Linked DNA regions of Homo sapiens: region 2 is linked to region 1. The links are chromatin loops, found by intact Hi-C in ENCODE. Cell type or tissue: PC-9. All regions are shown on one strand.

Region 1 (8,000 bases):
CCATCTTAAAATACCTTAAAAGACATAGAGAATAATGGAAACATGGAAAATGATTTGGAAATTAGGATAACTAACTCTGATTAAAATTAACTTTTATAATGGCCAAAGGATAAAATACTGGTGTTAATGATTAATCTGAGAGGCTTGAGAGAAACCTGATTTTTTTTCTCTTTCTTGTCTTCTGTTTGCTTCCTGCTGCCTTTTTCTCTGTAATATTTTGGCATCAGCTAGAACTGGTTTGAGCCCCATGCTTCTACCAGCCTTCATGAAAAATCCTAAGCCCAGGAGTAGGAAGCTAGGTAGACTCTAGGCAAAAGGCATGACTAAAGCAAGTTTTTCCCTTCTTGTTTTCTTTCTGGGTCACCTGCTTTTGATTTAAAATTTTTGTATAACTGGATTAAAAATTTTCCTCTTTCTCGTACATATATTGTGATAGATATAAGCAATTTGTTTTATTCCTATCTTCAACCACGGGAAATGAATTGTTTGAACCTGATTTATGTTGCTTATAAAAGGCACAATGAAGACTACTTACTGAATTCTAATAACTGCACAATCCTTACGAAAAGCTTGGTGGTAAGAATGAATATTCATGAGACCACCTAAGGAATGTAAAATCCATTGCTTACTACGGATATTCAGGGACTCCAGGTTAGGGGTGCATTGAAACTGAAAGTGTTAATTAGTCATTGCTGTTTAACAAACGATCTCCAGTTCTCAGGAGCTTATAGTCATGTTTCCACGCACAGGTCTATGGGTCAGCTGTGGTTTGGCTGGAATCATCCAGGATTAGGAGAGCTTGCCTCCAGGCTGCACATTGGTTTTAGGCCTGCTTCATGTGTTTCCTCACTCTCTCTGGACCAGCAGCTACTCAGGGTATATTCTCCTCACGGTGAATCACAGGAGCATAAGATGTCATGCCCAATCACACACCTGTGCCTCTTCAGCTTTAAAGTTCCAGTCAAGTTTGCAGAGTTTCCACTGGCTAAGCCCAAAGTCAAGGGGTGGGGACGCACTCTGTACTATTGCAATGCTAGGTCACACGGCAAAGGGAGGGAGAGAAGAATTAATAACAATAATCCATCTGCCACACTGACCAAATTTATCTGTGATTGATTTCCTCATTTGTAAAATGAAACAAAACACACACACACACGAACAAAAAAACTCTATCTCCTGGAGTTGTAAGGGTTAAAGAACTTAGAACAGTGCTTGGCACGCATGAAAAGGTTAATATGGTTACTACTATTGCTGTTGTTAACATTGTTGTTGTTTTTATTGTTTTGCTTCTGTCTTTGCCACAGAAAAGCTTAGAGACAAACTTTCTGCCCTCTTCTAGCAAGCACGTAGGGAAATGGTTTGCACACCAAATTTACCCCTATGCTTTGTCTTACTTTTTAATGTTATTTTCCTTCTTTGATTCTTTCCTAAATTATTTTTTTCATCCTGTTAATTGAATACACTGATGTAAGCAGTCTGTAAATGTTTCCCTATATTGTTAGTTGTAGTATGATGAATAAATAAACAAATGAGCCCTACTGGCTTGTTGCTTTTCTTTTTTATTTTATTTTTGAGACAGGGTCTTGCTCTGTTACCCAGGCTGAAGTGCAGTGGTACAATCACAGCTCACTGCAGCTTCGACCTCCCTGGCTCAAGCAATCCTACCATCTTAGCCTCCTGTGTAGCTGGGACCACAGGCATGCGCTACCACATCCAGCCAATTTTTAAAAAATTGTTTGTGGAAACAGGGTTTCACTGTATTGCCCAGGCGGGTCTCAAACTCCTGGGCTCAAGTGATTCTCCTGCCTCAGCCTCCCAAAGTGCCGGGATTACAGGCATGAGCCACTGCTTCCGGCCTCTTTTTTTCTCTAAACCTTGACTTCCCATGTGTTTGCCATCTCTGTCAATGCTGCAGTAGCCCTTCTTCCGTATTTACACTAGGCAAAATCGACTTTGTTGCTCTTGCTATCACCAAACGTCAGGTTATAAGTTTCTTTGTTTATTGCCTACTCCCCTGCTCTCAACTATGATTTTTACATGTCTCTTTTGTCATTGGCAAGTACAAAATAGGCATGCCATAAATATTTGAATGAAGGAATAAATAAATAAATCAGTGTGTTTGTAATTACTTCTACATGCATTCTAGCCTAGATTTTCTGTTGTGGTGTAGATATTAACAGCATGGATTGGCTGTAGGATCCCCCTTTCTTTCCACAACCTCTAGAGTCTAGTTCTGCCCCTTCCATTGCACTGAAACTGGGTTTGGTAAGGTCATTGAATACTGTCCTATTTGCAATCCAATGGTCTTTTCTCTGACATAACCACTTTGTAAGGTATGCCAGGGTCAATCACTGTTTTCTTCTTAAAATCTTTACTTCTGTAGCTTTTGTGACTCCAGCTTGTCACCTCTCTGGGCAGTAGTCTTTTACCTGCAGGTTAATTCACATCAGGGACACAAGAAATCAGATTCTCCCTGGGATAGGGGCACATGTCCTCTGATGATTCCTAGGGGCACTGCAAGCCGAACTTATTAAAAATTGAATTTACTTCTTCACCCTTTACCCCCAAACCGTCACTGGCTTCCTCATGCTGGTTAACTGCGTCAAAAGCCATCTCATTTTTAAGCTGTCCATCTTTTTATCATTCTTGATTCTTTATCCATGTCCCTCCCCACTCCTCTCTCAACTATAATCAGTCCCTAAAATATTGACTTTGTGTTTGTTTGTTTTCTCAAAGCATCCTCTTTCCTTCTCTCATAAAGTTGTCTTGGTCCAGGACCTCCAGATTCTTGACTTTACTTCAAGAACTTTCTAAGGCATCTCTCAGCCTCCAGCCTCTTCCCACTTCCAACTTACTTTTCACCCTACTGCATGATAATTCTTCTAAAATGCAGATCGGTAGCTTTCCTTTGCCTTCAGTGTGAAGTCCAAACCTTTTGGCATGGCATGCAAAACACTGCCTTTCTCTCCTCTTCCATGATCTCCCAACCTCCACCATGCATACTTTGCTAAACTTGAGCTACTTAGTGTTTCTTGCAATGGCCAGAGCATTCTCTTCTCTTCTCTCCTTTCTTCTCTCCTCTCCTTTCCTTCTCTTCTTCTCTTTCTCTCTCTCAACTTTTTATATCATAATCCTTAAGAATGCCCATTTCTCTTTCTTTGCCCTCTGGGATAATTTCTGCCCTTTCTCCAAGGCTCACTTCTAGAGTTCCCTCCACTGGGAAAGTCCTCTATCCTACTGCCTCTACTTACTCCGTGCTATTGAGTGTTCTTCCTTGGTGTTTCTATCACACCTTATAAGTAACCTCAATAACAGTTCCTTTCAGGTTTAGTAATAATTATTAATTTCTCCACTAGATTGTGAGATTCTTTAGAGTAGAAACTTTTTACATTATGTCTGCATTCATAGTAAATAAGTCTTAGCACATAGAAAACAGTAAAAATAAAAGTGTGGCATTGAGATAAATTGAATTGAGTTAATTAAAAACAGTATTCCTTCCAGCTCTCAATTCTGGAGGGTTACGTCAGTTTTCAGTTCATCAGAAATGGTCACTTCTTTGTTTAAATGGAAATTTAACAAAATAGTGTCTAGTTGATGTTGACCTGAATCAGAATATGAAAAGTGTTTTTTTTGTTTTTTGTTTTTTTTTTTTTTTACAGGTATTTTGGCTTGTGGTTGTAATTTGGCACCAAAATTGGTTTCAGTATGTTTAATGACATCCGAGTATGGAAACCACACTGTCATCTGGCATGGGACAATTGGGGCTAAGGTAGAAGCAGTTATACAAATGAGACCCTGATTTGTTCTCTTCTTCTCTCATCTTTCTTACTTCCATTGTCATAGGAGTTCTTTGTTCCTACCAGATTGAAATAGGAATGCTACTTTTTTTTTTTTTTTTTTCAAGTGGATGGTGTTAATATAGCTCTGGGGAAAAAACAGTGTCACAAAAAGCACTGGAAATGATCTCACCAACCAACCATCCATATGACCTGTATTCTGGGCTATGTTCCAGTAATGGAAATAAGTTTGCTTTGTTCCGGATGCATTTCCTCACCCAGGATCCTTTGTCAGCTCTCCTTCCCCATACATCCCACAGTGGTTATTACAGACTTATTGTTCTGGTGCTACTGCACCTCCAGAGTCACCCAGTGGCCAAGGGCACTGGCTTCAGGGGAAGTATAAACTCAGGTTTGCACCCAGTTGCTGCTCTACTCTCTAGTTGTTGATGAATGACTGAACCTCGGTCGTCAGTTTTCTCATTTATGAGATGTGGATAATAACACCAACTCCATCGGGCTAGGTGAAGCCAATCCTATAAAGTTCTTCATCCAGCCAGTACCCTGCACATAGTAATTCTGTACCATCCATTTCCATTTTATATATAAAAGTCATATAGTTTCAATCAGATCGTTAGCTCCCCAAATCCACTTACGAACTGTTACTTTCAGGAAGTTATTTCTACAGCTGAATATTTCATTTATAAACTGACTTCATCCTGAGGGATTATTCTTGTCATCTGCCACCTAGAACCCCCTTCTTAGTCTCCTAAGGCAGCTGTAACAAAGTACCACAGACTAGGTGGCTTAGGACAACACAAATTTATTCTCTCACAGTTCTCGAGGATAGACATCTGAAGTCAAGGTGTCCTCAGAGCCATGCTCCCTCTAATACTCTGGGTAGAATCCTTTTGTGCCTCTACATAGCGTCTAGTGGTGGCCATCAATTGTTGGCATTTATTGGTTCACAGCCCTATCACTCCAGTCTCTACCTCTGCCTTCACATGACCACCTCCTCCCCATGTGTCCCTGTCTTCACATGGCATTTTCTTCTTTTTGTGGGGGACACCAGTCATATCAGGTTAGGGCTTACTCTAATGACTTCATCTTAACTCGATTACATCTATAGAGACACTATTTCCAAATAAAGTCGCATTCACAGGTTATAACTTCAGTGCTTTTAGATTATCTTTTTGAAGACACAATTCAACCCATAAAACCATTTAATGAAGAACTTGCTATCCCCAGCTATAGGAAGGGGTAATGGGAGATGAGCTTCAGGGACTATTCATCTGTAGAGTCCAGCCCTCTCACCCAAGGTCAAGTTCCTTCTTGAGGTGACCCACATTCAATGACAGATTAATGCAGGGATATAGAGGCCTGGCCATCTCTCCAACCTAGCGTAACTTTGAAGGGCCCTTCCAACTCCAAAGCCCTGTGGTGTCAGTGGAGGCTATTATTGTGCTTGGGTTGCAGGTTGACTTCTCTCTCTGCCTAGTCCTGCTTCTGTCCCTAAACATTCACAGGTATTGATCCCAACAAATGCCCTTGTAATAATCTCTAGCTCAAAGTCTACTTCCTGGAGAGGCAACCTGTGACAGTACTTGAAAGGAGAGAGTGCCTCCTGAAACATTTTATTCACCAGGGTTGCTACTTCCTGGGCACATAGTAAACAATCAATAAATCCTAACTGGACTTATTGGGTCACATTTCTCTGAGTAATTGGGCAGAATTGAGTACGGAATTTATTTGATAGTTGCCTGAGACATGAATGAATCCCCATGTAGATTGAATCCATGATGCATCACACATTCAAATGGACCACCCTTCATTTAGCCCAAGCTCCTTGTTGTCACAACCACCAACAAGACATTCTCTGTAGTCTTATGTGGCATGACAGTCAGATGCTCTCCGTACCTGATAATAAGATAATCACTCAGCATGAATTCAATATAACTGACCATAGAAATAACCAACCTAAAGCAATGGTTTGGAAATTGATGACTAAGAAGTTGAGAAACATACGTATTTCAATTCAGGGACCAGGTGCGGGGTCAGGAAAACATGGGGGCCCAAACACATTGAAAGTTACTTGCTCTGGGCAGGTATTTTTATAACAGAACTTAGCAAAAGGGAGCCTAAAGGGGGAGAAAGTCATTATGTCTTTAACACTAACCAGTAGGGGCAGGTATCTTTGGGCCCTTGGCAAACTCATCCCTATAGAGAAAGTGGAAACATCAATGGCACTGGTTATTAGTTCCAGATGACTCTCCTTGCTTTTCCTTCTTGCACTTCCAGGGAGTACATTGTGGTAACAGCTGACATGAGGACTGTGATCTACTTGGCAGGAGTAGTTCTCAGTGTTAAATGAAAAAGTTGAGATTCTGCTGTATGAACCAGTCTACTGTATGTTTGGTTAGCTTGGATCATCCTGAGAAAGTACTCAATTATGGGTGCCCTATCCTAGTTAGACAGTACTTTGGAACATGGCTAGGTATATATAATCACTTGATCTAGAAGCCAGCTTCTCTCTTCAGCTGACATCTCTGCCTCCTCACTTTCTGTAACTGTATTTTGTTTTTATGGTCTACTGAAAATGAGCCAGAAAACCCAGGTGAACTGATCTTAACTACATTAATAAATATTTATATGTATCATTTATTCATTGAACAAATATTTGTTGAGAGTCTACTATGTGCCAGGAATTGTCATGTCCAAGGGGGTTGATATGGGTTGAATTGTGTCACCCCAAAATTTGTATATTGAAGTCCTTACCCCCGCTACCTCAGAATGTGACCTTATTTGGAAACAGGGTCATTGCAGATATCATTTGTTAAGATGAGGTCCTACTGGAGTAGAGTGGGCCCCTCATCCAATATAACTGGTATCCTTTTAACTTGATCTCAGACTTCTGGCCTTCAGAACTGTGAGATAATAAATTTCTGTTGTTTAAGCCACCCAGATTGTGGTAACTTGTTATGTAGCCCTAGCAAACCAATACAGGGATTCAATAGTGTTTACATTTGAAACCATTCCTGCCTTCATAAAGCTTACAGTCTTCGTATATGTATGTGTTTGTGTGAGTGTGCCCACATGTTCCAGCCAAGACCACCTGGAGACAGATGTGGTCAGTCAACCCATCTCCTATTCTATGTGAAACCCAGTATCCTTGTGGACATTTCTGCAAGTTCCTGGGAACTCGAGTGCTCCAGGCCACTTCTGGCCCTGCATTCTTGCTTCATCACAACTCCCGTCTCCCCATCTATGGCTGATCTCTTATCTCTGCTTTTCTCATCCAACCCAGGCACTGTTTTTTTTTCCCCTCAAGGTCTTCTCACGCACGGCTATTGTGTATATAGATGACTTCTCTGAAAGTTTGGAAAGATTAGAAAAAGGGATATTGTAATCACGTTAATTACTTAAAATTGAGGTAAAACATGCCATCTTCCTAAATATTTTAAGAGCTTCCCTGCACCGGGCAATTTCTCTTGGGGGAATGGTTTCCACAAGCCCGACTTGGCTGCCATTTTGACCTGGCATTTTCTCCCTCTTCACCTTCTGTTCTTTTCCAGCCCCAAATTTGCTGGTCAAGTTTTGTTATAAAATTTAGCTCTTTCTTTGTTTTTAAGTATTCTTATAGATAATGACTCATTTTTCAACCATATGAAAACGCTGATATTTGATCATCTTTGACCTGCAAAAATAATAACTTCATTTTAATTAATCCAAGATTTTTCTTAACAATGACAGCTTTCTTTCTGAGTGACAGCTGCTAAAATAACAATATATCTGAAGATATATGTAGGAACATATATCTTATATCCATGCACATGCATAGAAAATATAGTAAAAAGAAAAAAATGCAAGTAGCCCTAGAGGAATGGAAAAGGGTTTTCTTTCTTTTGCACGTTTCTTTATACTTTTCTATATTTTTCCACGTTCTACAATGAACATACACTGCTTTTTATTATCAGAAAAAGTGTTCCTGCTGGGCGCAGTGGTTCACGCCTGTAATCTCAGCACATTGGGAGGCCGAGGTGAGCGGATCACGAGGTCAGGAGATCGAGACCATCCTGGCTAACATGGTGAAACCCCGTCTCTACTTAAAAAATACAAAACAGAGCCAGGCGTGATGGCGGGCGCCTGTAATCCCAGCTACTCGGGAGGCTGAGGCAGGAGAATGGCGTGAACCCAGGAGGCGGAGCTTGCAGTGAGTCAAGATTG
Region 2 (8,000 bases), 190 kb before region 1:
CCTTGTCTAGCCACAATTAGGAGAGAGTATGGATTGTCAGGAAATGGAGCTTGTTCCACCCTCTCACTGTGGCTTAAGAATTTTCTTCTCAACAATGAAAAGATGCACAGATCATAGTACAGGAGATAATAAGAGTCACTCTTGCTATCTTCAGCAGATCATAGTTGTACACCATTCTATAAAAATATGAGAGAGAGAGAGAGAGAGAGAGAGAGAGAGAGAGAGAGAAAGATCTTTGTAGGAATAAACATAGAAAGCCATTTTATCTACAAAGCCAATTCAACCTGGACTGCAGTACTTACAATCATAAAGTTCTAGTTAGGTTATTAGTTAGTGGTTGACAACCATAAAGTACCAGTTAGGTTATTAGTTAGTGATTGGAGGGATGCAAAAGCTGACTTGAATACATGACTTCAATCACTTGGACACATGTTTAATTTCCTGTAAGAAAGCTGCAGAAAATCAATGACCTAAATATCTGAACTTGGGTATTTCCAAGGAAACCACCAGACTTCCCCATTGTCTTAGATTAAATACAATTAATAAAATGCCTAACAGACCCCAGAGTTCTTCTGTGTAATTAGATCAATAGCAGTACAACATCTGAGATTTACTTCTCTCTCCAACAAGACCCTTTAGGCTTGGTAACACATCCAAGTGGAAGAGGAAAGAAAGAAAGAAAAACCCAAAACCAAAAGCACAAATAAAACTACCGCTGAAATTAAGAAGTTAGGATCTTCCCAAAGGCAAGCAACTAAACTCATTCTACCAGTGAGACTGAGTGGAACCCTCTGCTCAGCCATTCCTCAGCATTGGACATGGCTTATTCTTGATGTTTGTATAAAATATGGGTTGGTCCACAGGAAAGACATTCATTTTAAAAATAAGATAAAAAATATGAGTTAGCATCAATAAAATTCTACGTTTTAAGAAATGCAGGTTGGTATTATCAGCCCTGATTTGCAGATAGAAAAACTGGCTGTGAGATCATCAGCAATCCTGACGTCTAGAAGATTTCAAGGCCGGGACTCAAACCTACGACTCTATAGTGTAGAGCTTATGCTGTCTCCTTAAATAGTCATGGCTTCGCTAGGCTCACTAGAGGGAGATGATTTCACATACAATATTTAAAAAGTAAGGATGTAGGGGCAATGAAAATGTGGCCCAACTATATCTTAAAAGGAAGATAGTTCACTGGCATATCAGGTCATGAAACAACCACGAGTGTGAACTAGGAAACCACAATGCATGTGAGAATGGCCCAAACACAATTGACTGCACCATCTGGAGAAAAGGTGAAGCCTACACAGAATGCCAAGTAGAAAAATGAGATGGGTTTATGTCAAGCGAAGATTAACATTTCATGTATCTTCTCACTTTAAGCACTTCGTCCTGCTTCTGGTATATCCCTTCACCCTGAGCTGAAGCGAGTTCATTAGTTAGGTGGAAAACAAGAGGAAAGCCAGTGGAAACTGACACTCTTTTTAGATTGTAACCCCTACTTGGGGCAAACCTACAGGATCTCAATGACAGAGGTTTGCTTTCTTAGTAAACAGCCTTGGAAATTCCCCCTCATCTTCCTTCATGGGTCTGGTGTTCTTCATCATTTTACCAGTGACTTATATGTTGGGAGAGAAAACCTGCTTGCTAGATATTAAGCTTATTAAGAGAAGAGGATAGGAGTTGGAAGGGTGGGAGTTGAGTACTTAGCATCTTGCAAGACAGTATCAGAATTTGAAAGAGATCAGAGGAAATTGAAAAATAATTCATAAACATAAAGTACAATAAATGCTTGTAGAATAAATAATAAAACAATGCAAAGCAATTATCCTAGGGAAAATAGAGATAGAGAAGTTGGTTATAACGCAAAAGGTCTATGGATCATGGTGATGGTACTTTTGCTTCTGAAATAAAAACTTAAGATGTATCACAACAAGCATAAATGCACTTCATAACACCAGTTCATTGAGTGCCTACTTAATTAATTCTGCTGAGATACTGATGAGGTACAGAAAAGGAAAGCGAGAATCAAAATAGTTTGACTGCCTGTTGGGCACTCAAAGGGTAGTTCTTGATTGATGCATTAAAATGTACTGTTTTTGCAGTCTTCAGCTTTATTGAGGCATCACTGACAAACAATAAACTGCACCTGTTTAAAATGTGCAATATGGTGAGTTTTGATGTATACACACATCTGTAAAACTGTCGCCACAATCAGGATGATCAACTTATCTATCATCCCTAAAACTTCCTCATGCCTCTTGGTAATCCCTCCCTCTCCGCTCCCAGTACCCGGGCAACTACTGATCTACTTTCTGTGACTATAGATTATATTTTATAGACTCAATTTTATATAAATGAAATCACCCAGCAGATCTTTTGAGTCTAGCCTCTTTCATGCAGCATAATAATTTTAAGAGTCATCATGTTGTCTTAAGTGTCAATATTTCATTTATTTTTATTCCTGAGTAGTGGTGTTTCATGTAGCTTATTTTTTGGTGCTCAGTTATTACTTCCCTGGAGAGATTAGTCAGTTGACACATTCTTATCCTATTTCTTTATTCTGTACTTTTTGTTTAACTCACATCATAGACTCACTAAATATTTATATGAATTTATTCAAGGATTTGGTTCAAAAATGAACATCTCTTCGAGAGGATTCTATTGGGGGTCATTCATTCATTTGTTCATTAAGTCATTCAGCAAATATCAATTAAGCCCTTACTAGGTCCCAGGCACGGTGCTAGGCACTGGGGATACAATAATAAAGAAAAGAGACATGCATCCCTCACATTCTAATGAGAGGAGACATGTGGCAAACACAATAAAAGCAAAAATTATTAGTATGTTAGAAGCCAACACATGTGATTTAGACATAATAGAACAGGCTGAAGAGCCAACAGGCATCATCCTAACAATGCAGCCCGGATTCCAAACAGCTCCTGCAAATTGGACTGAGTGTAGACTTTGGCATGGTTTTCTCAGTCACACTTATAAAAGCCCCATGGAAATCAACTTCCAACAGGACTTCAAAGAAACGGAGGCTGCCATGAATGGTCAGGTATTAGGGAATGAGGTCATCCTTCCACTGAACACTCCCCTACATCCCCTGCAGGTGTGTATGTCTTAAGCTTTTGTGCTCACCTGCAGGAGAAAGGCCAGAAAGTGGCTGCCACATTCTTCTCCCCCAACTGCAGGAGTGAGGCCACAGAGGTTTACCTGGGAAGAATACTCTCCACAAACTTAAATCTCAGCACATTACACTGGTAAATGTCACATTCCAGTTCCAGATATCAATCTGGATCCAGGAATGTATGTGCTTCACTCATTCCAAGCACTCATTTGTTTGGTTTGGGGGAGGAGAGACAAGGCTAGAGCAATCTGAAAGTTCAATCAAGCCAAAATACCTTGCTCAAAAACTGATAAAACAGGGCCCCCAATCCATAACCAGAGAATGTTGGGCACTTTCTTCTCTGCAGAAATGTTTTTGCATTTAAGTTTAGGTAGATTTAAGAGAGGAGTGTAAGGAGAGAGTTTCTGTAACCAGAGGAGGGGAGGCTTCCCCGCCTGCCTCCGGAGCTTCTCCTCCAGGGTGATCTGGCAGCCATTCAAGGCAGCCTGAACTTTCTGAGAGACTTGATTTCCTGTTCCCACTGCCTCAGCCGACTGGAGGACTAGGGTGACCCGGGGTGGGGAGCAAGGGACACTGGTTAGTTTAGGATCAGCGGGTGGGAACTGTTTATCCCAACATGCTTAGAAATTCTTCCAGCAGCAACTGTAAAAATAAAAGTCTGAACTGTACAAGAAACTTAAGTTATTTCAACAGTGAACTTCAATCATGAGATTCTTGAATATCTTTTGGGAAGACAAGTTATTTTGTTTGTTTCATTCATTTAAAATATAAAACAACAGACTTCTTATAATGCAGAGGGGACCTCACTGTCACCTAGTTCAACTCACATATTTTACAGATGATGCAGAGTTCAGAACTATTCATTGACAATGGCTGGGGGGATGGGAGCAAGATCCATGTTTCCTGGCTCTGAACTCAGTGCAATTTCCTCCATGGATTATAAAGAAGTGCAATTCCAAATGCCACGCCTTAGGGGGAAATTTACTATATGTAAATTATACCTCACAACCTGACTTAAAAAAAAAAGTATATGTTATCCCTGCTTCCTCCTGAACCTGGGTCTGCCTGACACCAAAGCCCCGGGGCTTTCCGCTCTCTGCCTCTCAGTAGTCTTATTGTCATTCCTGTGAATCCATGGTCCTTTAGTGGTTTATGTTTGAGGAGGGAGCTGTGGACTGAATAAACTATGCAGCACAAAGGCATTAACCATGGATTAATGGGAAAGAAAAGCTTGCTGAGTTCTGAGTCTGACGGGTCAAGAGCTTCTGATGGTGTCATGCAAATTTCACTTCCCAATGAAATCAGTCACTCTTCGTGTAGAGGGGCCATCATATCTTAGCCAGTTCCTGCTTGGGGTTCAGAAGAGAAAACAAAACAGTTTGCCCCATGGTGGGAAAGGGACATTTGGTATTCTCCTTGGCTTCCTAGCTAATTACAAAGTGTTAATGACATTCAAAGGAAACTTGCCTCCTTCAGGGCTTTACAAATAAGGAAGGGCGGGGGAAGGTGAGCCAAAGAACAGACAGGGGCTCCAGTGAAACACAGGGCACAACCAGTCAGCTCCCAGAGCGGGAGGCAGCCTTAATTTACAAAGGAAATAGACACCCCAGCACAGGCTGAAATTGGGTGGGACCAAGAGTTCTTAAACTAATCACAGCTGGTTTCCAAACCTCAAAGATTTGTTATTGCAAAAACATTCTCAAGCAGTAGATGAATAGATTGAATGGCGACAGAACAAAGAAAAGATGGAGACATTTTCCCCACAGCGGCTTCAAGACAGGTTCAGAGAGGTATGAACTAGCAAAGTAACACATTTATCCAATCAACATTTTTTACCCATCTCCTACACTGGGTCTGAGGACACAGCTATCACATAACATTTGACCTCCTCTAGTATCCTACAGAAAAACAACTAAAGCACCTTTGTGCAACTCAGAACTACAAGCTCTTCCTTATGATTTGGACAACAGGTGCCTTCAAAGAATGGTTCTTTTTCCTATATTTTCCTTCCCTTCTCTTAATGGAGAATTTTTTCTTCCACCCTAAAAAGGAAACACGACCATCAGTTTCCCAAATATGAAGAGGGAAATGCATGTGTGTATAAACAGTGGTTACCACCTAGTAGAATTTTAAGCCTTTAAGGATTTTCCCCCCTAACGATTGCAATTTCCTTCAGTTACTATTGTCCTATGTCTTATATCCAATGTATTATTTAGGTATTTCTTTACAGGCTTTTTAAGATTTACAGGTGTACCTGATCAAAAATAGCTGGAAAGATCTGAGATGTTTTTTACTGGATAATTTATTCCGTGTGTACCCAACAGCCAAGCACTTGGCAAATGACCAAAAATATGATTTATTTTTATTTATTTTGTTGAGACGGAGTCTCACTCTGTCGCCAGGCTGGAGTGCAGTGGCACAATCTCGGTTCACTGCAACCTCCGCCTCCCGGGTTCAAGTGATTCTCCTGCCTCAGCCTCCCCAGTAGCTGGGATTACAGGCGTGTGTCACCACACCCAGCTAATTTTTTATATTCTGGGTAGAGACAGGGTTTCACCATGTTGGCCAGGCTGGTCTCAAACTCCTGACCTCAAGTGATCCGCCCGCCTTGGCCTCCCAAAGTGCTGGGATTACAGGCATAAGCCCCTGTGCCTGGCCAAAAGATATGATTTAGAAAGCCAGAATAGCTCATGCAAGAAATAAGCAGCTGACAGATTAAAATGGCAACTTTATGCTTTAATGGCAACGTAAACTATCCAGAAGGGACATTTATTGGTTCAACAAGAATTGATTTTCTTCGCTCTCAACTATTAACAGGTCTTCTCTTTCTAAAAGATAGGAATGTGTGCTCCAGTAACTAATTTGTTTATGTGTAACTAATACATTGAGAGAATCTCTGTAAGACATCTTTCTCTGGCACTTATTTTATCTTGATCCTGGATGGAAGATAATGATAACCAAGTGACCTGTTTGTTGACTAGGGCACACTTCAAAGCAGGTATGGATATCTGATTTAATGTACATTAGCAGGACATCGATGCAAGCGTATGAGTACTGAGACAGGTAGGCAAGTGGCAGGGTGAACTTCACTCCTTAAAATAGTGAGCTCAAGAGACATAACTACCTAAGCTGTCTGATTTTGTTCCATATGCTCTTTTAAAGTGATATAAGGCAAAATATATTTAACTGGTTAATTAGTGAAAATGTACCAACAAAGGATGTCTGGTTAATTCATGGAAAATGGGAATTTTGAATAAATTTAAAGGTAATGTTTGAATTAGGCAAATAAAATTAATTCTTGTGTTTGCATAAACACAGAGATTGGAGAATTGCTGTGTATTCAGTGTTCTTTCAAATGACCGATCATTCATTTATTTAGTACATGTGTATTGTGCACCTCTTGTATGGGTGGGAACACACCAGGTTCCAAAAATAAGACTGGGACTATGATAAAATTTTTACTCTCAAGGGTAACAGTTAAGTAAATAACAGCCACAATATGGGGTTTGAGAGGTACACAACCACTAAAAGAGAGGAAAAGGGACACAATTTTGTTTGAGAACTAACAGATTCCAGAAAAGGTAAAGAATTAGGTGGTCTTTGACACAAGTCTTAAAAGAGTAAGCAGCAGGCACTTGCCACACATAGAGGAAAGAAAGTACAGCAGACAAAGAATAGGCCAGTCATGGTTATTAACTATCAACTAGTCCATCTTTACCACTTACTTGCTATTCGTTCCTGGACACAATTGATCTCAGGGAGGTAGTGAGTAGAATGGTGGTTACCAGAGGCTGGAAATGGTAGGAGGGATGTCAGGGAAAAAGAAATGCTGGACAATGGGTATAAACATACAGTTAGAGAGAAGAAATAAGCTCTAGTGTTCAATAGCACACTCGAGTAACTACAGTTATCCTGTATTTCAAAATACCTAGATGAGATTTGCAATGTTCTCGGCACAAAAAATGATAAAAGTTTGAGATGATGAATATCCCAACTACCCTGATATGATCTTTACATATTCATGAATCAAAATATCACATGTACCCCATATGTATTTACAACTATTACATATCAATAAAAATCATGAAGATATTGATAACTAATAGCTAACATTTATTCAACATGTACCATGTGTCTAACCTTCTCACCATCATTGTTTCCTCTGACACTCACAGTAACCCTCTGACACAGATACCATCATCACTGTCTGTTTTACAAATAAATAAGAATAAAAAGAATTGATTTCAATGTGTTTTGGGTGAGCAGCGCTGAGAGAGCCCTGATTCACTTGGATAAGAATGCAATGCGCTGTCTGGTTCTGGTTCAATTTTACATCTCAGAGCTTATGTACTGTGAGTGCAATAAATGAGGTGTGTGCACAGAAATTCAGGGCAGAGTTAAGCTCCTCCTAAGGAGTGAGTCAAGTATTTCTGATTTGACTGGATCACCTTAATTTAGATATCTTTACAAAGATATTAACCCATCAATCCAAGATGAAATTTTAACTAACATCAGGGAGATGAGATGGCCCTTTCCCTCTGGTATCAAAAGAAACCCTCTCCAAGAGGCAGAGGCAAGAGACTCTGTATCTCCTGGGTTTCAGTTGCTGAAGGAAAGGACTTGCCACTGGTCTGTGGGAAAACTTTCTTGGGAGCTGTCTTTGCGTTTGAACTCTGAATTTTGTTCAGTACATCATTGTTCTAAGGATATATTTAGTGTTTTGTGAGTGTACATTTCAACATTCAGCTGTTGAGTGAGACAGTATTACGAGACATGATGCTCTTGATATCAGCCATTCTTCAAAGGGGGCGTTTATTATGGAACAAAAGAAAATATGTGCTTCAATCTAGAATTTAAAAGCACTAAC

Evidence for each region. A loop is a pair of places that touch in the nucleus more often than their neighbours do. Peaks named below come from ENCODE experiments on the same cell type or tissue, not always from the same donor. Only the 100,000 strongest peaks of a DNase experiment are listed, where the experiment ranks them.
Region 2: it touches region 1 in a loop (12-fold over the local background); 3 of 110 quality-filtered maps call a loop at or near these places.

The regions. Positions count from the first base shown.
Region 1 is chrX:13,220,339-13,228,338 of GRCh38, forward strand. No RefSeq gene overlaps it. Among named protein-coding and RNA genes, the nearest start is that of LINC02154, 79 kb to the right of the region's middle. In PC-9, no CTCF peak of the experiment used is centred here; a DNase peak (open chromatin) is centred at 4,003; H3K27ac peaks cover 2,559 bases.
Region 2 is chrX:13,025,907-13,033,906 of GRCh38, forward strand. No RefSeq gene overlaps it. Among named protein-coding and RNA genes, the nearest start is that of FAM9C, 15 kb to the right of the region's middle. RefSeq lists an enhancer at 4,184-4,403. In PC-9, no CTCF peak of the experiment used is centred here; DNase peaks (open chromatin) are centred at 3,225, 3,605 and 4,025; H3K4me3 peaks cover 2,243 bases; H3K27ac peaks cover 5,797 bases.